Linked DNA regions of Mus musculus: regions 1 and 2 are each linked to region 3. Evidence: chromatin loops called from intact Hi-C (ENCODE). Cell type or tissue: heart. All regions are shown on one strand.

Evidence for each region. Hi-C counts contacts between places; a loop is a spot of excess contacts. Peaks named below come from ENCODE experiments on the same cell type or tissue, not always from the same donor. Only the 100,000 strongest peaks of a DNase experiment are listed, where the experiment ranks them.
Region 1: a loop joins it to region 3, with 10 times the contacts of the local background. A loop is called at or near these places in 15 of 42 quality-filtered maps.
Region 2: it touches region 3 in a loop (3-fold over the local background); 10 of 42 quality-filtered maps call a loop at or near these places.

Annotation. Positions count from the first base shown.
Region 1 is chr11:51,323,241-51,331,240 of GRCm38, reverse strand. The region is part of intron 2 of Col23a1 (collagen, type XXIII, alpha 1); the gene reads right to left. Among named protein-coding and RNA genes, the nearest start is that of Col23a1, 37 kb to the right of the region's middle. In heart, a CTCF peak has its summit at 4,136 (motif pointing left); no DNase peak of the experiment used is centred here; H3K27me3 peaks cover 573 bases.
Region 2 is chr11:51,443,923-51,451,922 of GRCm38, reverse strand. The region is part of intron 2 of Col23a1 (collagen, type XXIII, alpha 1); the gene reads right to left. Among named protein-coding and RNA genes, the nearest start is that of Phykpl, 140 kb to the left of the region's middle. In heart, a CTCF peak has its summit at 4,716 (motif pointing right); no DNase peak of the experiment used is centred here; H3K27ac peaks cover 711 bases; H3K27me3 peaks cover 4,752 bases.
Region 3 is chr11:51,530,451-51,538,450 of GRCm38, reverse strand. The region is part of intron 5 of Col23a1 (collagen, type XXIII, alpha 1); the gene reads right to left. Among named protein-coding and RNA genes, the nearest start is that of Phykpl, 50 kb to the left of the region's middle. In heart, CTCF peaks have their summits at 3,727 and 3,938; no DNase peak of the experiment used is centred here; H3K27ac peaks cover 307 bases; H3K27me3 peaks cover 2,161 bases.

The DNA.
Region 1 (8,000 bases), 210 kb after region 3:
TATTTAACATTACAATACATAGCAAAAGACCAAATGTCAACAGTAGAAGGGAACATAGCTCAGCCCATGATGACTGCTCCATCATCTAAGGATGGAAGACAGACTGAGGGCCCTGAGCCAACAGTGAGGGATTAAGTGGCTCATGTGGGGCATTCTGCCTCTGCCTCTGCGAGACATGGAGAAAAATGGGAGACGCTTGGGGGCTTAGACAGAAAAGACAGGGAGGTACTTGTGTGCAGAGGTGGCCTTAGTTGTGAGGGTATTAGTTTTTTGTCTCTGTGATAAAATATCAGTGAGAATTGACTTAAAGTAAGAAATAATTATCTGAGCTCACAGTCAGCAAAGTGAGGCAAAACATTATGACAGGAGGCTGTTCATCTCATGGTGGGTGGGGAGCAAAGGGCAACAAGAACGCCCCCTCCACCCCATGATGATCTCACTTCCTTTCTAAAGGTTTCACCTCCTAAAAGTTCACCTCCTAAAGGTTTTACCACCCATGGCACCACAGGCTGATGGCCAACACTTAGTATGTGGCTATGATAGGCACATTCTAATCTGCAATATAGTAGGATGCATCCATGCAGGAGTGCCGGGGCCAACGGAGCTCCAGTCTCTGCTCCACTCAGGCAGCTAGGAACGGGGACAGAATGAATGCACAGACCACGTGAGTGATGAAGGGCACAGTAGGCATTTTGGGGAAGGAGATCTAAACGTTTCCCCACAGGGATTACATTTCCGCATCAGAGAGTGGCAAGGAGTCCAACCGGATGTGATTCATTGCTTAGGGACCCTGGCCAGCGCCACCAAAAAAAAAAAAAAAAAAAAAAAAGAGCAAGTGATTTTCCAATCATTGGCCCCTGGGGCAAACTCAGAAGTCAGTAGAGCCAAGCTTGGCCTGAGTGACATCTCAGATGAGCAAGAACAAAAATTACTATGTGCTGAAAGCATGATAAAGAGTCAGGATGAAGATTAGACACCAGAGGAGGGTTGACTGGCCATGGGTGTGGACAGAGTGCCCACTGATGGCATGTTCCACACTGCTGGATGGCGTGGAAAGCCTAGAACAGTATCGGCCACAGCAGCTTATTTATAGACTTTTTACTGCCTCTTCTTTGCAACAATCCCTATGAGACATGTCTCTGTCACTTCACAAATCACATAAACACATTTATAAAATCAACTGAAGCCCATGTGTACAGTAGTGAGAGCTGAGCTGCCCTTCCTCCAGGCCTGACCCTGCCTTTGAGTGATCACAGAGCAGAAGTAGCCACAGACAATAGAAATGGCACTCCCACTCCATTGTCGGCTCACAGGTGCTGTGGGTAAGGGGTACCCAAAGTGTTGGGGTGGGGGTGGTCAAGGAATCAGGAGCAACTGATTCTTCTGAAAAAAAGAAGAAACATCTCAGGGAATGGGATCAAGCTGTGTTTAGGGAATGGATCCAGATTCCTCGGTAAGGAGAGGGGAGAGACTTTAAAATGTTTTTTTAAGATTTAAAATATATGTGTGAGTATGTGGGTATGTATTCACGTGCTGTGGAGGCTAGAGGAGGGCATGGTATTTCCTGGAGCTAGAGTTATATGCAGAAGTGCCTGGGCCAATGGAGTGCCAATCTCTGCTGCATTCAGGCAGCTAGGAACAGGTACTGAACGAATGCACAGGCCTGATGTGGGCTCTGGGACCCAAACCTCTGCAAGAGGATGTGCTCTTAACTGATGACCCCTCCCTCTAGTCCACAGAGTTCACTTTTAGTGGGTGCATAGACATTCATGATATTTGGATGCATGCACACACTGAGTAACCAAGAGCAACCTAGAATACTTGGCACATTCAGTGTCACTTCTTTCATTGTTCAAAATCCTCTGTTTTGAAAGAGGGACTAAGTTCCTGCCAATGGCAATCATCCTACCGTGCAAAGCATGGCCAGACCTGATCCCTCCTGCCCAAATGCAACTTGGTATCTGGGGCCAATCTCTCCTCTCTCTCCCTCTCTACTTTTGTAAGATTAGCCTTTTAAGATACCATATGAGTTGAGACCACAAGGAACTTGTCCTTCTGTAGCCAGACTATGTTTCTTGGCTGGCTGGGTGTATCCATGTTGCCACAAATCACAGGATCCTGTCCTTTTTAATGACTGAATAGAATTCTGCTCTGTGTATACATTCCCGATTTTTCTAACCATCTTCCAGTCATTCTTTCATCTCCGATATTGTGAGTCATGTCACAAAGAACACAAAGGAATGCCAAGAAGGTTCCAGGCTCATGGATGATGATGGAGAACCTGAGTAATGCAGAAGGACACGGGAAGAAGTTATGATCTGAGGGATGGGCTCCAGGACAGGTCAGGAAATAGATTGAGAAGTCTGGAGATAAGGACCTTGTTTGTACTCGACAGTAAAGAGGGAAGTCACCGAACCCTATTAAACCCGAGACTTCCTCCCGCACAGCCAGGGGAAGGCCTTGGGTGGCTGCCAGAGGTAAGGATGGCATAGCCAGGAAGGGCTCAGTGGATGCCTGGAGGGCAGGAAAAAGGAACTTATGGGTGAGAGAAAGTGAGAGTTCCAGCAGGGTGGAACAGGAGCCATGAGGTAAGGAGTGGGAAGCGAGATGCTGAGTCAAGTGTGAACTCACTGGGCCGCAATAGCCACACATGCAGGCAAGCATTACTCTGCAGGGGCCTGGGAAGTCACCTTTGGGTGAGAGTAAGGTTTCAATTGGTTGACTTCAGGAACCCAGATTGCTCTCTACACGCGGGTGGATCTTCTGTCAAACTGTAAATAGAACCAAAGGGCCAAGCAAGAGAGAACGTTCGGGAAGAATACCTCCATACTTTATGAATATCACCAGCGTTTGGTTCTGTAATATAGGTTCTGTATATATGTCTTTGGTCTCAAACCAGAATGTGAATTTTTGTGCTCTCCAGCCCGAGTGGGAACTGAAGACCCTGCTTTCCCCCATGATTCAGACACATGGCCCACACATAGGTCTCCCTGATTGACCTCCTGGCCATATGGAGACTTTAAGGTAAATCTCTTCCCCTCTTCATGGCTGTAGTCCTCAACTTAACTGTAACTCAGCATTCAGCTTTAGAATGATTCCAAAGCCGTGTGTGTTAAAAAGTCCATCAACCTTTTAATTAAGCTGGGCTTGGTGGTATGCCCAGCCCTCAGGAGGCAGAGGCAGAGGCAGAGGCAGAGGCAGAGGCAGAGGCAGAGGCAGAGGCAGAGGCAGAGGCAGAGGCAGAGGCAGAGGCAGAGGCAGAGGCAGAGGCAGAGGCAGAGGCAGAGGCAGAGGCAGAGGCAGAGGCAGAGGCAGAGGCAGAGGCAGAGGCAGAGGCAGAGGCAGAGGCAGAGGCAGAGGCAGAGGCAGAGGCAGAGAAACATCTGAATTTGAAGCCAACCTGATCTATAGAGAGAATTCCAGGCTAGCGAAGGCTACAGAGTAAGATTCTGTCTCACCCCCCTCTCCAAATTTCACTTTAGTTTTGTGCAATATGTCCCTCTCTTGATATTTAGTAAGCACAGCAAGTCGCAGTCCCTAGACATCCCCGTGACAACAAGGGGCGTGCTAGATGGCCTAGGTTGCTAACTAAGTCCTTGATAGCCCAGACTTCTCCATGTTTGCCATTTCTGGCATTTCTTCTGTTCATCTTACTGTTAACCATGCTTTCAAGGTAGTGTTGAGTACTCTGTAAATAGATGCATCATAGGAAAATGGCACCCTTAGATTTTCTTCTAGGGGGGCGCATATCATATTTTTCTCCATTCTCCTCTTATGTGTCTAGTTTTCCTTATTCTGTGATGTGTGTGTGTGTGTGTGTGTGTGTGTGTGTGTGTGTGTGTGTGTGCCTATAGTGCTGGACATTCCTAGGCCCCCAACATGCTGACAAGCACTTTACAACAGGGCTGTATCCCCAGCTCTTTTAAATTTGTTCTGTTGTTTAAAGATCTCATAAAGCTGCCCTGGCTACCTTTGCACTCTCTCGGTAGCCCAAGCTGGCCTTGAGTTTGCAAGCCTCTTGACTCATTGACCCAAGGGTTTGGTTTTTGTTTGTTTGTTTGTTTTGTTTTTGTTTTTTAATTCTGTTAGAATTCTACAGAATTTAATGAAATAAATGGGCTCCCTCTGGTGGTCACGAGAAAAGCTCCAAATCCCAAAGGTCAGACTCTAGTTGCATTTCAAGATCTTTATGGTGCTGGGCACATTCGATAATTAATAGACTCGGAGTGGCTAGATGACATCGGGAGAGAAGACTTCTAATTAGCATTTTCCACTCGTCAGTGAATCTACCAATTGGTTTGTAAAACCACAGCCCCAAACTATGCTCACCACATCTCCTGAATCCAGTCCTGTTTCAGGTTAGGGCAACTTCCACCCCCACCCCCTCCCTGCCCCAGGCCTTGCAGCTCCTGTGATCTCCGTCTGCTCCCCTACCGGTACCATGTTTGTGACTCTTTACCACGGGTCCTGGTGTCTCTGCAGCTCTTCTCCCCATCAGTACCCAGGGCCCTCCTTCACCTCCTCAGGACCTCTTCCCAGGAAAGGCCATTGCCACATGTTTCTCAGTGCTTCTCCACAAATCAGGCACCACTCTAGGTTCAGAGGATGTGACCATGATCAAACAGAGACAGTGCCTCCCCTGAGCACCCTCTTAGGGGCCTCTGTGATGCATCCAGATCTGCAATTCCAGTCTGCCCTCCTGCCACTTCTAGGGTCCCCCTCTTGAAATAAACTCTACTCAGACACTCCATGGTGCATCCCACAGCACACAGCCCCACTCCTTGCTAGCCCTCAGCTCATCTTAATCCCCACAGCTGCCTTTCAACAAGAGTTTAAACTTCATGCTTCCCTTTTATCTTGCTCAGGATGTCAGGCCTCAAGGCCCTGTGACCCTATGCAAGCTGGTTAACATGCCAACCAGTCTTCAAAACTCTACCCAGCTCCTACCTCCCCAGTGAAGGATTCTGCTCTCTGCAAACCAACCTGTCTGTATAGATCCTCTAGCCTCAGCAATGTCTCCTTTTAACTTTTGTAGGACTTTTCTTTGTACTACACAAGTTTACTCCGTTTTTTTTTAATTGATTGATTCTACAACTTGAAGCATCTTCTTCTAAGGATGGGTTTGCAGCGGACCCTAACGGTCTTATATGTCACCCTAACTAGGACTGGACATGTGAGTAAATGAACAAATAACCAAACGGACTGACATCTGTGCACAGAAGAGTGTGGGAAATGCGATGACATCGTTCTCCAGAGAGTTCTGGCACACGCCCATGCGCACACACATGAGGGATAAGAGCCCAGCTCAGGGTTGAAGTGCTTGTCTAGCATATACAAGGTCCTAGGTTCTATCCTCAGCATCACTGCAGAGAGGAGGGAGGGGGAGCTAATTTAAAGGGCTGGGGGAAGCTCAGAGTCAGATTGCCTACTCAGCACTCACAAGGCCCTGGGTTCAATCCCCAGCTCAGAAAAAAAATTAAAAATGACTGCCGGGCACGGTTGCTCACCCCATAACCCCAGCACTGGAGAAGCTGAGGCAAGAGGCCTGCAAAGTCAGGTTGAGCCAGGATTAAACCAGGAGGCCCTGTCTTGAAAAGAGTTCAGCAGCTGTAAAACCCGGCTATGGGATGCTCTCCTAGCACGTGTGAGGCCCCAGGTTTAACTTCTAGCACTGAAAAGAAGGAAGGAAAGAAAGAAAGAAAGAGACAGAGAGAGAGAGAGAGAGAGAGAGAGAGAGAGAGAGAGAGAGAGAGAGAGAGAGAAAGGAAGGAAGAAAGGAAGGAAGAAAGAGGGGGAAGAGGGAGGGGGAGATGGGGGAGGGGGAGATAAGAGGAGGGAGGAAGGAAAGATGGGGGGGAGAGAGAGGGAGAGAGGGGAGGAAGGAGGGAGGAAGATAGATCAGACCCGAAGATTGCCTTCAGCTCTGTCTGCTGTGGTTAGTTTAGATAACACCTTTACAGACACTCAACCTTTCCACAATATCAAGTCAGCTGGGATTTACCACTCCTGGGGGAATATATATATATATATATATATATATATATATATATATATATGCATATATATATATATGTGTGTGTGTGTGTGTGTGTATATATATGTGTGTATATGTATATATATATGTATATATATCATACATATACAATTTCAAAAATGTGTCAAATGAACATAATTTCTTGTTTGAAGAGCGCAAGCTCTCTTCCCTAAGCTCATTCTTACTCTACACCAATGGAGCGAAAACCCGACCACCAGTGGCTTTACCGCTCAGAGCGTTCTGCTTAGTAACACTCTCCACAAATTACAGCCACTCTCATCAGCTCATGTCATGTCCACACCATGCTTGGTGTTTAAAGAAAGGACTTCCACACGAGTGGGGAATTTCTACCTCTCACGTACACATTTGTTCCTTTCTGGAAATGGCTTACCATCCCGCCCCGCCAATCCCCCATGAGGTAAGTCCAGCACACACCATCTGGAGGCCACACGCAGCATCCCTGCAATACCACACAGCAATGCAGAAGGGCACAAAAAGACAATGGCGAAGATTACCACTTTTCCAGAAAGTTCCTGAGACTGCTCAAGGCAGGTGGAGTCTAATTAGAAACAAGCCTGAAGGGACAGAAGTGACAGGCTGTGCTCAGGGTTTCCGGATTCTGGTAGCATCTGATTGAATGGTTTCCAGCCTTGTGATTTCCTGTCTGTTTCTCTTACTCCTCGGTCACCGGTATTTTCTCACCCATATCCCAGGAAAGCACGAAGGTATAACTGACCAGCCCAGGAGAGCATGCTGGTGTAACTCACCAGCCCTTTGTTCTCTCCTTCCAGAGCATTCCCAGGCAATGTCTGCACCTTCTCTCCCCTCTCCATACCTGGGTGACCACATGGATCTGAGCTCATGACAATCAAGAGCTTCCTCTTGAGATGTGGAGGGGAACCTTTGCTAGGTGTTCACTCATACATTCGATCTTGACATAATCCCACGAAGTAAGTACCCTGTTTACAAATGAAAGACTGAAGCAAGTCCTGGGCACTGCACACCTATAGTACTAGAACTCAGAAGCAGAGGCAAGAAGGCCAGCATCTACTACATAGCAAATTTAAAGAGGGCAAACAAAGTCCTTGGGTGCCTGAAGTAGAGCCGGTCTTTGGCCAAACCCAGAATCTGTCTACTGTCACAATAAGAACCATCTAGCCATCTGTCCCTGGTACAAGCCTAACGGGTCATCTACTGTTTACCTAGATGTGTGAATTTTCTCTTGTTCTGGGAACAGAACTCTGATCTTCCTGGGGTAGCTACTGTCCCCCAAACCATGTTTCTAGTAGTCAACTCTCCCTCATAGCTGCATGTGTGTGTATGTGTATGTATATGCATGTGTGCACCTGTGTTCATGTGTATATACCTGTGTATAGATGTGCACATGTGTCCCTGAGTATGTATATGCACGCACCTATCTGCGTGTGTGTGTGTGTATACACAGTGTCTGTGTGTGCATATTCGTGTATGCATGCGTGTGCATGCATATATATGTGTGTACCTATATGCATGTGCGTGTGCATGCATGTGCATGTATGTGCATGAGTGCAAATGAGTGTGTGTGTGTGTACATGCATATGTTCTCCAAATCTCTTCCTGGCCTCCTTTCACCTTAAGTACCACTCTCTGAAGATCATCTCATGCTGAGGCACAGGGAAGGGTTAAGATTTCAGGTATGAATTGAAGAGTTCTCACAGTTTAGCCCTCAATACCTCCCGGTCTCCAGTCATAGGGGCTGGTGAGGAAGGACAGTGCTTATCTGGGGTGGTGCTAATCAGGATTGGCTTAGCCACAGCTATTGGCAGTCACCTTCCTACAGAGCAAGCACCCCGAGGAAAGGCAGCCTGAGAAGGACAGAGACAGAAGGTGAGTGATGGGGACAGTCCCTAAGCTCAGGGGCTCCTGAAACCAGGTCCATTTCTGAGCCCTGCACTTTAGCTATGGGCTTGATATGTTTCCAGTGTTG
Region 2 (8,000 bases), 87 kb after region 3:
AGATAGCATCATTCCATAATCAATTAATTAATTAACTAACTAATTAATTCCCTTGCCATTCTCTGTCACTCTCCTATGATCTATGCCAGCCACAGGTTTGTTGTCCCTTCTTATGGTTTTTACTAAAAAAATTTCCATACAATATGTTATGGTCATTGTCTTTTTCCCTCCCCCAACTCCTCCCAGAACTTTCCCTCCTCTCTAAACCCAACTTTACATTCTCTTTTTTCTCATTCAAGAAAAAAAATAAACAAAACCCCACAAAAATGAAAATCAAAACAAGCAAAAGACCAATAACATGCACACAAAAATGCCCAGAGAAAACAAAATGAGAGAAAAAGTCCACATCAAAATAAAACCTCACGGAGTTCATGTTGAGTTGGCCAAATACTTTTGGGCATACGGACTGTCCTGGAGTGTGGGCGACATGCCCACTGCTAATCACTCTGCGGGAGAAGTCTCCTTTGCCAGTGGGTATCAGTTGCAGATAGTTCCTTGGTTAGGGATGGTACTGTATGTCTACTGCCTCCTCTCAGGACTGGGACTCCACCTGGATGTCCTTACAGTTTTTTAAAAACAGTGGAGAAATATATGTAACATAGGACTTGAAACACGGCTTAGCAAGTAAAGGTGCTTGCTGCTAAACCTGACAACGTGAGTTCGATCCCCAGGGCCCACATGGTGGGAGGACAGAGCTGACTCCTACATGCTGTCCTCTGACCTTCACCCCTTAACAAAATAAAATTTACTATTTTAACACCTCCTCTTCCTTGAGGCAGGGCCTTGTTATGATAACCCGGTTACCCTGTGTAGACCAGAATGGCCTTGAACTCATGGGCGATCCTTCTGCCTCGCCCTCCTACATGCTGAGATTGTAGGTGTATGCCACCACACCTGTTTCTGTTTGTTTTCAGACAGGTCTCAAGTTTTAGTTCAGTCTATCCTGAAACACTATACAGCCCAGGCTGCCTTTGAACCCAAAATGATCCCCCCTGAGGCAGTCTGTGTTGCTATGATTACAGACATGAACCACCATGCCTAGTCTCACAGTTTTTAAGTCCACAACTGAGTGAAATTAAATATATTTATAATCTTTGCAGCTACCACCACTGTTTCTTCCCAGAACCTGCCCATTATCATAAAGAAAAACTGTACCCATTAAAGTGTAACTACCCTTCATCCCCCACTGCCGACAACATCTATTTGACTTGTATCTCTGTGAATCTTCAGAGTACCAGCATCCCTCTCTCACACACGATATCTTCTGTTTCTTTCCTTTCTGGCGTGTCTCACATGGCGTATCTCCAGGGTACATCTATGCTATGCTATCTGGTGGTTTGAATGAGAAATGTCCCACACAGGTTCCTGTATTGGACTACTTGGTCCTTGACTGGTGGCACGCTTTGGCGAGGTGCTGCAGCCTTCCTGGGGGAAGTGTGTCACGGGAAGCATGCTTTGAGAGTTCAGAGCCTCATCCTCCTTCCTGTCTGCTTCCTGTGTGTGGGTGGAAATGTGAGCTCTCAGCTTCCGGCTCTGGCTGCCTACTGCTATGCCATTATGGGACCATAAGCCAATAAACTCTGTCAGTTGCTTTTGGTCATGATATTTTATCCCAGCTATGGAAAAATTACCAAACAAGCACGAACCAGAATTCCCTTTCTTTTAAAGGCTGCATATTACACCACTGTGTGTATCAGCTCGTATCTCAGCAGTTTATTGGACACTTTGGTGGCACCCATCTTTTGGTGGCTAATGGGGAGTCATGATTTTATGAATTCTGGTGTATAGCGATCTGCCTAAGAGTTTGTTTTTACCTCTGTTGCCATGGTTTTGCCTCTTAGGGATGCCGTTAAGCAGTAGCAACGAGATTACAGCTGCTCTTCAGTTGGCATAGCTTTCTTCGCTACCTTGGCACAGCTCATTGAGAACTGCTCACAGTGTCATATGTGCTGCGTTTTCTCCTGTCCCCTCTCCCTCCTCCATTCCATCTCTCGAATGTTCCATGCTGGAACTCTCCTCTACCATAGCAGCAGCTGAATACCCGAGACAAGTGACCAAGAGCAGGGAAACTTTGCTGAGGCTCTTGGTTTCAGTCTGGTACGGAAAACTCACACTCAATAATAAAAGGATCCGAGTTCAGTCTCTAGAACCCACATAAAAAAAAACTGGTGAGATGGCATGGGGTTGTAGACCCAGTGTTGGGAAGGCAGACAGAAGAGGATCCTGTGGCTTTCTGGGTAGCTAGCCTGGTCTACCTGGTGAGTTCTAGGTCAGTCGGGGAACTTGTCTCACAAAAACAAAGTTGTCCTCTGGCCTCTGCACACATGCACAACTATGTGTACCCCTCCCCCTCACATACCCACACCACTCACAATACAATAGGATAATCTGAACCAATTGTTTAAACACAGAAGTCTGCGGGGGACATTTCTTATTCTGACTACCCGGCTTTGCATGCGTTTCATGCAGAAATGGCTCATAGTATCCAGGGGTGTGTGTAGATTCTATGTAGATACTATGACATCTTATATTTGACATTATTGTTTGTGTGTTGGGTCTGCTGCTTCCTCCATCAGTACCAAGGACCAAAATTACATCATCAGGCTTGTATGGCAAGCACCTTTACCTGTTGAGCCATCTACTGGACTATGGTCACTTTAGAGAAGGGACCTAGATTTTGTTAAAAGTGGGGTGCTTAGGGCCAGTCCCCTCCACACACTCAGGGGCGACACCTACACTGCTTCCTTTTTTCCTCCCTGGAGACCTTTAGATGCATTGTTTGATTGTTGAAGCTGGCGCCTATCGATGGCACTACTCTTGCTGTTTGACAGTCGGCCGCACTTAGCCTGTGAGAAGCAATGGCCCTGCAGCCTGGTCTCCAGGACCTCTGTTACAGGGCAGGGGCTCACAGTGTAGGTATGTTACTTCCAGACAAAAGACCGAAGCATTAGGCCTGTTTGCCAGAGGAAAGGGTTGAAGCCTCCCATGTCTAAAGGCTCAGCCCCCAGTGGCCTGTGGGCTGTCTTGCAGATGCAAAGCTATTGTTTGAAGCCATGGCCCCGTGCCCCAACTGTGCTGACATCTGCAAGAGTTTTCTAAAGAAGACAATGGGAGGCTAAAACATAAAACAACAGAGGCTTCTGTAAGACCCCATGGGTCGGAGCTGAAGGCGCCTGCCAGCCTTCTTGGGCAACCCAGGCTGGGACAGATGCATGGGCCAGCACCATGCCTACAAACTGTAATGCCTGCAGTTTATGGTAAGAGCCAACAAGACAGGCTTCTGAGGGCTGGAGAGCCGCAAATAGGGTGTCCTGCAAGAGCAGGCAGCGCTTCACCACTGGCCATCTCTCCAGCCCCAGGCTCTTTCTGATTTACTATCTTGTACTTGAATTCATGTACATTCTTGTACATATTCGTGGGTTTCATGACGAAATTTTCATTCAAATAGATTATGTACTTTGACTTGAGTTTGGTTCCCTATGCCAGGTGGCTCACAACCAACAATAATAGCTTCAGTTCCAGGGGATCCAGTGCCCTCTTCTGTACTTTGGCTTTCTTGGGCACAAGCTCTACCCACACACAGACACACATATACACATAATTAAAAAATAACAAAAATCCATATTAAGACTTTTTTTTAATAAAAGATTTATTTATTTCATGTGCATGAGTGTTTTGCCGGCATGTATATATACATGTATCATGTATGTGGCTGGTGTCGGTGGAGGTCAGAAGAGGGCATCAGTTACCCTGTAATTGAGACTATGGATGGTTGTGAGCCATCATGTGTATGCTGGGAACGGAATCCGGGTCCTCTGCAAGAGCAGCAAGTATTCTGAGCCACTGGGCCAATTAAAAGAAAACTAAAAACAACAAAACCAACAACAACTAGTCAGGTTTGTGAAAGAAATTCCAGACACCTGCTCTTAAATTTGGTGGGGGTAGATCAGCAAAGATGGTGGGGCGCAGCTTGGGTATCCTGCATCCAGGGCTCCCTGTGTTGACCAGTCAGGGCTAGAGACATCACAGAGATTTCTCGAAGAACCTACCATGTGCCAGGCAGGGCCTGCCTCCCAGGCCGGCCAGCCCCATCAGGCACCATGCTCTTCACAAGAAGTGATGCTAAATTCATCTATGATTTGTTGAGATTCCCACAAACACACCTATGTGTTCTTCACTTAAACACACACACACACACACACGCACACGCACACGCACACACACACACACACACACACACACACACACACTGGCATTTACCTACAGAATACAAACAAAAGAGTTTAAATAGTTTTGATAATTCTGAGAAAGTCTAAGGAAAAGCAGGCGTGGTGGGCCACACCTGTAATGCCAGCACTTGGGAAGCTGAGACAGGAGGATTGAGTGTTACAGAGGAAGAGTTCTTTTAAAAAAGCCAAATGCATGAAGACCAGCCCAATCTGGACATTTAAACCGTGCTCAAGGGCTCCAGTTATCTCAGCCCCTCGACAGGAGGCTGGAGGAGGCTGCTTGGGCATTTTCCCCCTCTCCTGTTGCAAGAACAGCTGGAATTCCTGCCTGTGAAGACTGACTCTTGCCACCCATGGGGATTGCTTCTCATGCATAGTAAGATCTGAGGAAAGCACAGACAGCCGACTACACTCCCCTCTATAAACCCAGAAGTAGGCGTCCACAGGGAACTCAGAAACACAGGAGAGTCCATAGAGGCCACATGGGGGCAGTCATGAGGCACCCGGAGTGGTCCTGGAGGAGTCCTGGGGCAGGGACCTGGACCTCCAATTCTCTCCCATAAAGTACTAACAAGGGTGTCCGTGGGGACAGGAAAATCTGAGAATAAACAAGGTGGTGGTCTCCTCTGCCTGTCACTATGGCTGTGCTGGTCAGATTTTTTTTCTCAACTTGGTATAGACTAAGGTTATCAGGGAACTTCAATTGATAAAGTACCTACATAGGATTAGCCTATAGGCAAGTCTGTGGGCTGTGGGACTAATGATCAGAGATGTGGGAGGGCCCAGGCCACTGTAGGTGGTGCAATCCTTAGCAGTCCCCACCCCTTCATGGCCTCTGCTTCAGCTTCTGCCTCCAGTTTCCGGTCTTGAATTGCTGTTCTGACTTCTCTCTGCGATAGACCATGATGTGGAAGTGTAAGCCAAATAAACCTCTCCTCCCTGAGTTGCTTTTGGTCATGGTGTTTGTTACAGTAATAGGAAGGAGACTAGCCTGGTGGCATCTGGGGGTTACATGAGGCAAAGGAATTAAACAAGAGCCAGTCTCTCAACAATGTACAGGAAAGGCCAAAGAGTCCACCAGTGGTCACTCGCCACACCTTAAAAGAGAGACGGCGACTCCCAGAGACACACAAATGACAGGTCACAGCTATTTGAATGATGGGACCAATCTCCAAAAACAGCAATACCTGGAGAAAAAACAATGAGACACCATGACTTCTTACCAAGAAAGAGAGCATGGGGGCCAGGAGGGAGTGGCATACATTTTTTTTTGAGTATTTAAAAAACAAACAAACAAACCCTCACCAAAACCATTCATCTCCAAACCCACAATTCTATGTTCAGCGAAAGCGCCCTTGTGCAGTGAGAAACTGACATGTCCTCGGGTGGAGGAGACTGAAGGGGGTGGCCACAATCGGAAGCATACCCAAGCAAGCTCTATAAATGGAAGGACAGTGAGAAGCAGCACAGGTGGGGCCAGGATGCAGAGGCAGGGTTATCTCCATGAGTTTGGGGCCAGCCTAATCACATAGAGAGTTAGAAACTGGGGTTACATAGTAGTCTTACCTCAAAATCAAACCCAAATGCATGGGTTAAATAAGAAAGGTGCCATGACTCACACCTGTAATCGCCAGACTGGGGAAGTCTGAGGCAGAGGGATTGCTGTGAGTTCTAAGAAAGTCTGAACTTTTTTTTTTCTTTTTTTTTTCCATTTTTTATTAGGTATTTAGCTCATTTACATTTCCAATGCTATACCAAAAGTCCCCCATATCCACCCACCCCCACTCCCCTGCCCACCCACTCCCCCTTTTTGGCCCTGGTGTTCCCCTGTACTGGGGCATATAAAGTTTGCAAGTCCAATGGGCCTCTCTTTCCAGTGATGGCCGACTAGGCCATCTTTTGATATATATGCAGCTAGAGTCAAGAGCTCCGGGGTACTGGTTAGTTCATAATGTTGTTCCACCTATAGGGTTGCAGATCCCTTTAGCTCCTTGGCTACTTTCTCTAGCTCCTCCATTGGGAGCCCTATGATCCATCCATTAGCTGACTGTGAGCATCCACTTCTGTGTTTGCTAGGCCCCGCCATAGTCTCACAAGAGACAGCTACATCTGGGTCCTTTCAATAAAATCTTGCTAGTGTATGCAATGGTGTCAGCGTTTGGATGCTGATTATGGGGTGGATCCCTGGATATGGCAGTCTCTACATGGTCCATCCTTTCATCTCAGCTCCAAAAGTCTGAACTATTAATATGTTATTTGTTCTAGGTCAGCTAGGGTTAGAGTGAGACAGACCACTGTCTCAATGGAACCAAAATACAACAGGTCTCCCTTCTCTTAAGTCTAAAAGACTACTGCTTTATTATTGAAGCCAAAATCATAACGCTGGCCAATGCAGTTCTAAACATAAATGCAGGAAATATTGACGGCAATCACATGGTAAATTTCAGAATGTGAAGATACGTGAAAGACGTTAAGAGTTTTAGATTTCATTTGATCTGGTAGAGGCATTCTGGAAAACAGTTTAGTGTTAGAAACCCAAACAAATATGTACTTACCATATGACCCAGCAACCACCCCCTTGGGCATTTATCTCAGAGAAATGAAATTTTACACACACACACACACACACACACACACACACACACACACACACACCCCTGCAGAGAAGCTGTTATAGCCCCAAACTGAAAACAAGGGAAATATCCAACAGTGAGCGATTGACGAACAGTCTGTACTCCATACAGGCCATGAAGCACTGTGCGGAGGGAAAAGGGAATGTGCTATGGAGACACATGACAATATGGATGGATCTCGAAGGCATTGTGCCAAGTGTGAGCTGTTCTCAGAACACTGCACAAAGAGTCCAGCCCAACGCGGCTTTAAGATGATAAATGCAGGGGTATGGAGAAGAGATCAGTGGACAGGGAGAGTGAGGGGGTTGGGATTACATAGCTGTGTGCACTCATCGTGTGTGTGTGTGTGTGTGTGTGTGTGTGTGTGTGTGTGTTATGCATGGGGGGCACTTGCTCCTGCCATGATGAATATGGAGGTCAGAAAGCATTTTTCTCTCTTTCCACCATGGGATCAGGAGATTGAGATTAGGTCTTCAGGTTTACCCAGGAAGGCTTTGCCCACTGAGCCATCTTGCTAGCCCCATTATATTGGACTTTAAATTAAACTATCTTACTACATGAAAGGAGAAGTTTCAATCTATCTTGAACTCAATGAATCCTTTAATAGACCAATGAAGAGTTTTCTTGTGTAGAGAAACTTTTTAACAGCGATTAATCAATTGCATCTCTACAGTTTAGATTTTTCTCATTTATTTATGACCAAACAGTTGTCCAGGCTCCACTGAAGAGCAGGGCACTGTGCCATCCCTGAGAATTCAGGAGGAAGTAACACACAGCCTTTGATCTCACCAAGCTTTAAAAAGCCCAATAGGAAAGGCAGACAGCTGACTGACCAATTCTAACAGTGAGTGATAGGAGTTGTAAGAACTCAGATGTGACTGGCGGGGGGGTGGGTGGGGTGGGAAAGGGTGGGGTGGTGGTGCCTCTGAGCCCACAGCAGCAGGGACGGTCCTAACCTACATGAGGGCTGAGAAGGGAGCACAGTTAGCAGAAAGTTCCAGGTAGGAGACTGGCAGTCTCAACAGGGTTGGGCATGTGCAGAGAGAGTTTGTGGAAGCTGGGGTGGGGGTGGGGAGAAATAAGCTCTGTGGTATCATCTGGGGTGGAGGTGGGTGACATCCTTGTTATCAGTACATCC
Region 3 (8,000 bases):
TTAAAATTTTTTATTGTGTTTATTTATTGTGTGTTGTGCGGGTTGAGAGTGTCGTGGTAATTACTTGAAGGTCAGAGGACAACTCCCAGGCGTCGGTTTTCTCTTTCCACCATGGGGGTCTTGGAGAGTGAACTTAGTGGTCTGGCTTCGCAGCAAGCACCTTTGCCTGCTGAGCCATATAGCAGGCCCCAGATCCTAACAGAAGGTTTTTGCTCAGGCTGAGCCTCATGTCCTGGCAACTCTTCTATCTCAGTTTTCAATTCTATCTTTGTCAATAAACTACTGTAGACTTCTCCTGGTGAGATTCCTCCTTCCTTCTGCCTCTGCCTCAAAAGCAGGAGACCTTTAAAACATGTGGTGGGAGGAAAACATTATTTAAAATGCTGGTCATCAGAAGTATTTCCGGAGGCTGGAGGTAGAGCACAGTGGAAGACTGCCTAGTGTGCAATTAAAATCTATTTTCAATTTCTAGTACTGCCAAACACACACACACACACACACATGCACACACACACACACACAGAGACACAGACACCCACACCACACAGACACACACACCACAGACACAGATATACACACACATACACACACACACAGACACACACACCACACACTCACACAGACACAGACACACACACACACACACAGAGACACAGACACCTACACCACACACAGACACAGACACCCACACCACACACACAGACACACACACACCACACACTCAAACAGACACAGACACACACACACACCTACACACACACACAGACACCTACACCACACACAGACACAGACACCCACACCACACACACAGACACACACACACCACACACTCAAACAGACACCGACACACACACACCTACACACACACACAGACACCTACACCACACACAGACACAGACACCCACACCACACACACAGACACACACAGACACAGAGACACACACACCACACACACAGACACAGAGACACACACACCACACACACATACACACAGACACAGACAGAGAGAGACACACACACACAGAGACACACACACAGACATAAACACACACACACCATAAACACACACACACACACACACACACACACACACACACACACACTCTGGCAGGCTCCGTGGCAAATGTCTGTAATCCTAGTACTTGCAAGATGGAGGAGGCAGGGAGACCAGGGATTCAAGGTCATCTTTACTATGCAGGAAATTCAAGGCCAGCCTGGGATACACGGAGCATTTGTGTGCACATAATCAGATAACTAAGACAGGACTTGATTCTAAATGAAATTCACACAGGGCTCATATATATTTTATACATAGAGCTCAAAGGTAATCTTATTTTATATTTATAATTTAATTTTTGGTGTTTTGAGACAGAGTCTCATAGTCTAAGCTGGCCTGGGATTCTCTGTGTAGCCCAGGCTGCCCTCAAATTTGTGATCTTCCTGCTTTAGCCTCCCAAGGACCTGGATTAGAGATATGTGTCATGGTGTTACAAGTTATCTCTCTGTCTGTCTCTGTCTCTCTATCTGTATGTGTGCATGCATGTATCTGTGTGCATGCAAGTGTATGTGTGTATGTGTGCATGCATGTGTGCATGCATGCATGTGTATGTGTGTATATGAATGTGTATGTGGGTACATGCATGTGTATGTGTGTGCATGTGTATGTGTGTGCATGTGTATGTGTGTGCATGCATGTGTGTGTATATGCATGCACGTGTATGTGTGTGTATGCATGCATGTGTATGTGTAGGCCCAAGGTTGATGCTGAGAAGCAATCATTCTAGGTCCTTCTTTTCCTTCATTCACCAAGGCAGTCTCTTAAGGGAACTGCAAGGCCCACCACTGTGGCTGGTCTGGATAGCCAGCCTGCCCTGGCAATTCTGTCTCTACCTTCTGAAGCTAGGGTTGCAGCTGGCCTACTGCAGTCAGCTGGCATTTCCGAGAGTTCTGGGAATCTGAACTCTGCTTCCCAAGCTCTTGAGACAAGCTCTTTGACCACTGCGCCACCTCCCCAGCCCCTCCACCTGTGCTGTGACCGTCACAGGTCGGATGTGGGATTTTTCCACTTGTGGTACCCTGTTGACATCACAGGCTTCTGACTGGAGATATTTCAGAGTTTTGGCTCAGAGAGGGTCAACCCACACAGAGCTGCCCAGAACTCTTCAGGGACTTGCAGAGCTCCAGTCTCATCTGGAAGGTAGGTACAGGAGCTGGCCGGGCTGCATCTCTCTCCTCTCCCAGCCCACTGCTCACTAACTCTGAACACGCGGGGCCACACCGTGTGGCTTGGTCTTTCCCTTTGTGCATACTGCCTGTGCCTGCTCGGCATGGAATGTCGTCCCTTGCACAATAGGCGTGGAAGATGGAGGTGCTACCTCCACTGTGTGCACAGGGAACACGGACAGAGCAGAAGCTAGGGGGTCTGTCTGAGAGAACAGAGCAGGGTTTGGAAATGCTGTGTAGATGGAGCTGATTTCTAAGCAGAGTAAGGTTGAACAGAGATGGCAAAGAACAAGGAACAACAGGGCCCCAGCAGGATCCATAGAGGTGGGAGCCGGGCCCCATGCTTGCTGCTGAGAGCTCATGGAAGAGAAGCTGGACCAAGGCTCTGCCCCAATCATAGACTCTGAGCCTCCAGGACTGTGAGCTACATAAGCCTTCCCCTCCCCATCTCTCACTCTCATTTGTATGCACGTGTGTGTGGGCCAGAAGTCGCTTCAGGGGATACTGATGGCTTAGAGGGTGCACTGTGAGGGTTCGGGCAGCATGGGGCTTGGGGAATCTTTGTTCCCCACTGCCAGTCTACAAGGGCCTACATCATGTAGCCCCTGGATGCGATCACCACACTCCTCCTCCTTTTTAAGATTTATTTTTTACTTATGTGCATGTGTGCACCTGTATGAGTTTATGTGCACCATGTTATGAGCCCATGGAAGCCAGAAGATGCCCTAACACTGGAGTTATAGGGGGTTGTGAGCCGTCTTATACTGGGAACTTAATCCAGGTCCTTTGCAAAAGCAGCCATTACTGCTGGACTATCTCTCCAGTCCCCCGACACCTTTCCTCCTTTCACCCTATCTCTGTCACTTGCCTTCTCCTTCTTCCCATCCTTGCCTCAGATGGCTCTTGACATACGAAGCTTGCTCTAAACTCCATGACCTGTACCCTCATCTGTTTTCCTCTGCGGAGAGTACTCACCTGCCCCTCAGATCTCTGCATCTTGTCACAGAAGTCTCAGTTCAAAGGTCATTCCGTCCTTCTTGAATATTAGCTCCAAATCACAGACCGACCTATGGACCCCCCTCCAGCACCCTCACCGCACCCTCCTTTGTTATCTTCCTGGTACATTCCCTGTATTCAAGGACCCTTTACACGCCCTCCCAAAGGCAGGTAGGAAGCCAGAGAGCCATGGAAGCTCCACACTGAGGGTGAAGAACGTGAGAAGTCTAAAGAAGAAAAGCAAAGAAGGCCTAGTCTTGTGTTTTTGTGTAAAGGGTGAGAAGTGGAGATGAGATTAAGCCCTGAGTGACAGACAAGTCATTGTCACTTTAGAAGCTTGGCACATCTTCAAGATGAAAAAAGGGATGTGTGAGACACTTTCAGGACGACTCCACTGTGTCCAGATGGTCTCTCTCTCCCATCCCCAGCTGTTTAAGACCGTGACCGGGTCTGATTTGCCTTTGTGCCTTCCCTGTGTGGAGCACAAGGCATGATATCAAGCCTATTTATGAGATGCTGAAACATTTTGACACATACAAGCTGATCAATTCCCCTAAATTCTGAAATACCTTGCCTGTGGGTCCTTTGCATCCTGCATTGTTGATTCACAAAGTTCAGTGCTCAGAACACCCTCTCTGCTGATTGATCAGTGAGTACGAGATGATTACTTGTTTCTTTGCCCCAATCAGGTCCAAACTCTATACTTGCAATTCCAAATTTCACCACTAGGTGCCAGGCAAACACAAACTTTAACAAACAGGTCAGGTTTCTTGAGACTTCTAGCCAGGCCTTTAATTCCCACATTAGGGAGGTAGAGGCAGGAAGACTTCTATGAGTTCGAGACTAATTTGGTCTACAGTGTGAGTTTCAGGACAGCCAGGGCTATACAGTGAAATCCTGTCTTGAAAAACAAAACAAAAAGCAACAAAAAAGAGAACTTGTAATGAAAATACACCCTAAATTGAAACAAGACACATACATATAGATATATATTTAAAACTTATCATATTGAAATAAATTAAAAGTATGATAATACCCACAGTTGGACAGAGTTGGAGAAACATGCCGCATTCGTGCTCTGTTGGTGGGAATGTAAATGAGAGCGGCCTCCCAGAGGGCAATTTGGCAACGCACATCAAAAGCCTTCAACATGTGCAAACCCTTTGGTGCAACAATCCAACTTATAGACATTTATTGTATGGAGATAATCACAGAAATAAGCCTTTACTTACTCCCAGGATGTTGAGTGTAAGGATGAAAAATTGTCCATATAAATGGCATAACTTAGAGACTGGCTATATAAAATGATACATGTGATCAGATACTATGTAGCCATTACATCTTGTAACAGTTTTTAATGATGTGGGAGTGTCTCATGATATTTCAAGTGAGAGAGAGAAGTGTGTTCCTAGAGGCTTGGTTTTTTTTTTTATAGTGGAAGTATGCGAACAAAGCTGCGTATAAAAATGTTAAAAGAACATGAAAATAGTGAGCTATTGTCTGTGGATGGTAGGAGGAGGATTGCTTTTCCCCCTTTGGTTGCCTTTTTCTACTTTCCTAATGTTTTACAATAGACACGACCATGCATTTATTGCAACAGTAAGGTCCTATTAACAAGCCCTTGGGGGCATGAAGGACAGACAGCCTCTGTTCAGGAAGGGCATGGAGACAGTGACCCCAGAGCCCCGTCAGCTCTGACCCCCTTGAGTCCATACATAACCTGCCTCACAGATGTGGGTGGCCCCTGTTGCCCCTGTCCCTTAGCCACTCCATGGGCCGCACATGTGGACTTCATTTCATCTAGGGGTGTGGGGGCAGGGAGAGGCGGAGTGAACGCAGACAGCACAGGCCGGGGATCCCAGCACAGCCCTTCGCTCCAGCTTGCCTGTTCTTTCTTCCCCTAGGAACTGCTGAGAGCCTGGTTCAATGGGAAAAAGAAAATCGCTCCCCTACCCCACCCCGACCCTGGAGTTTGCCAACAAAGTAAACACTGCTTCTAAGATTCCCTCAAACAGAAACACCAACACTAAGCTGCAGCAGCGAAACAGCTGTTCCTAAAACCGATCGGTCTCAACGCTGGGTTTCTGTCCAAATGCTTGGCTGTACGCTGAGCAGATTAGAAGGGTTTCCTCATTTATTTCTTCATTACATTTCTTATTACACCATCCTATCTATCTATCTATCTATCTATCTATCTATCTATCTATCTATCTATCTATCATCTATCTATCTATCCATCCATCTATCATCTATCTATCTATCTATCTATCCATCCATCCATCTATTATCTATCTATCTATCCATCTATTATCTATCTATCTATCTATCTATCTATCTATCTATCTATCATCTATCCATCCATCTATCATCTATCTATCTATCTATCTATCTATCTATCTATCTATCTATCTATCATCTATCTATCCATCCATCTATCATCTCTATCTATCTATCTATCTATCTATCTATCTATCTATCTATCTATCTATCATCTATCTATCCATCTATCTATCACCTATCTATCTATCTATCTACCTACCTATCTACCTATCTATCATCTATCTATCCATCCATCTATCATCTATCTATCTATCTATCTATCTATCTATCAATCATCTATCTATCCATCCATCATCTATCTATCTATCTATCTATCTATCTATCTATCTATCTATCTATCTATCGTGACTGTCCATATGTATATGTGTGCAGGCGTGCACACCACGGTGTGTATATGGTGTGTACTCCAGCTTTGTGGGGTCGGCTCTCTCATTCCACCTTTTACATAGAATTCCAGGAGTCAGGTTTGCATGGAAAGTGCCTTTACCCACTGAGCTATCTTTCTGGTCCTTCCTTCCATTCTAAAAAACAATTATGTATCTAAATCATTTTTTGACATTTATTTTAAGTATATGAGAGTTTTGTGTGTTTGTATGTGTGGGTGCCTGATGCCCGTGGAGGTCAGAAGTGGAGAATGGAGCCTCTGGAACTGGCGTTACATGATCACAAGCCACCATGGACACACGGGGAACCAAACCTGGGCCGCCAGAAGAACAAGTGCTCTTAACTGCTGAGCCATTGCTTTAGAACATTTTTTATTTGTTTTTGAGATGGGGTTTCATGTAGCCCAGGCTGACCTCAGCCTCAATATGTAGCTAAAGATGACTTTGAACTCCGAACCCTCCTGCCTCTACTTCCCAAGTGTTGGTATTACAGCTGTAGACCAGTGCTCCAGGTTTGTGGGGTGTGAGGGGCCCCAAGATGTATGCATGCTATGTGAGCAGTCCACCCACTGAGCTCTATCCTCATCATGAAAGTTTTATCTTGGAGGCTTCAAAGATGGCTCAGTAGGCAAAGTACTTGCTGGGCAAGCATGAAGACCTGAATTGGGGTCTCCAGCACCCAAGTAAAAGCCAGACACGGTGGCATGGACTTACAATGTCAGCACTGGGCGCCCAGAGGGTGGGGGAAGGGACAAACAGATACCTGGAGTTTCCTGGCCGGACAATCCAGCCAAAATGATGAGCTCTAGTTTCAGTGAGAGACCCTGCTTCAAAAAATATGTTTCTTTCTTCCTGTCTCTTTCTCTTTCTCTCTCTTTCTCTCCCTCTTCCTCCTCCTCCTCTTTCTTTCTCTCTCTTCCTTTCCTTTCCTTTCCTTCCTTCCTTCCTTCCTTCCTTCCTTCCTTCCTTTCTTCTTTCCTTCCTTCTTTCCCTCCCTCCCTCCCTCCCTCCCTCCCTCCCTCCCTCCCTCCCTCCCTCCCTCTTTCTCTTTCTTTTTGGTGGTGATGGTTGTGGCGGGGCAGATAGAATTAAAAGGGGAAGACAATTGAAATCTGTCCCTCTCTGGCTTCTACTCTATGCAGGGTGAGTGTGCCTGTGCAGATGTGTGTGCACACATGAGCTCTACGTTGGGATTGGGCTGTGGCTCAGTGATACAGCAGTTACCTATTATGCATGAAGCCCTGGGTTCAACTCCCCAGCACCACACAAAAATTATCTGTAAATCTGTAATTGCTCATAGTCATAAAGAAGCTTGCGTGTTAGTGGTCTCTTCCAACACATATGAATAAAGCATAGCACCGGGCAGTCGTGCGGACCCCATGGGAGCCATGGGTAACTGACAGTAGGCTGAGGGCCTGCCTGAAGTGCTTGCTTCCCATAAGCCAAGAAATTAGAGTTTAACTCAGATCCTACAGGGACAAGTAGCCTGCACAGCCCAGCCTCTTCCTGGCTTGGACTGCTTTCGCTCTCGCAGCAGGGACCCCCCCTCCTCATATGGCTCAGGTACTGAAAGATAGACACAGGTCCATACACCAGCTGGCAGAAGGCGACCAAGGGCTACAATCCCCATCTGTCCCCTCACTGGACACAGCTTACCTCAGTGACCTGAGGAACTGTTTCAAGGCTTGCAAACGGGAAGTGGGGACAGTTGGCCTGCTGGGCCTTCACTGATCTCCTTCCTAGAGACATTAGGATACAGGGACTCTGGAGCTCCTGTCACGTGCATCCTTATTCCTGCCCCCATCCCGGAACTCATAGATCCCCCTGTGGGCCAAGCTCGGAGCTAGACATCTGTCTCTATTCTACATTTGACCCCCACAATCCCTGATGGTCCCCTCAGATGACATTGGTTGGCTGTGACCGGTATGTCACCGGTGTTCCCAGTGCTCCCTGTGCATCTCCATTCACTGGAACCCGGTCCCTGAGGAAAAGGACTTCTGACATCTCCACTGACTGCAAGGAGCCTGAGGTTTAGGGACACTTGGGGGTGGGGCTTCC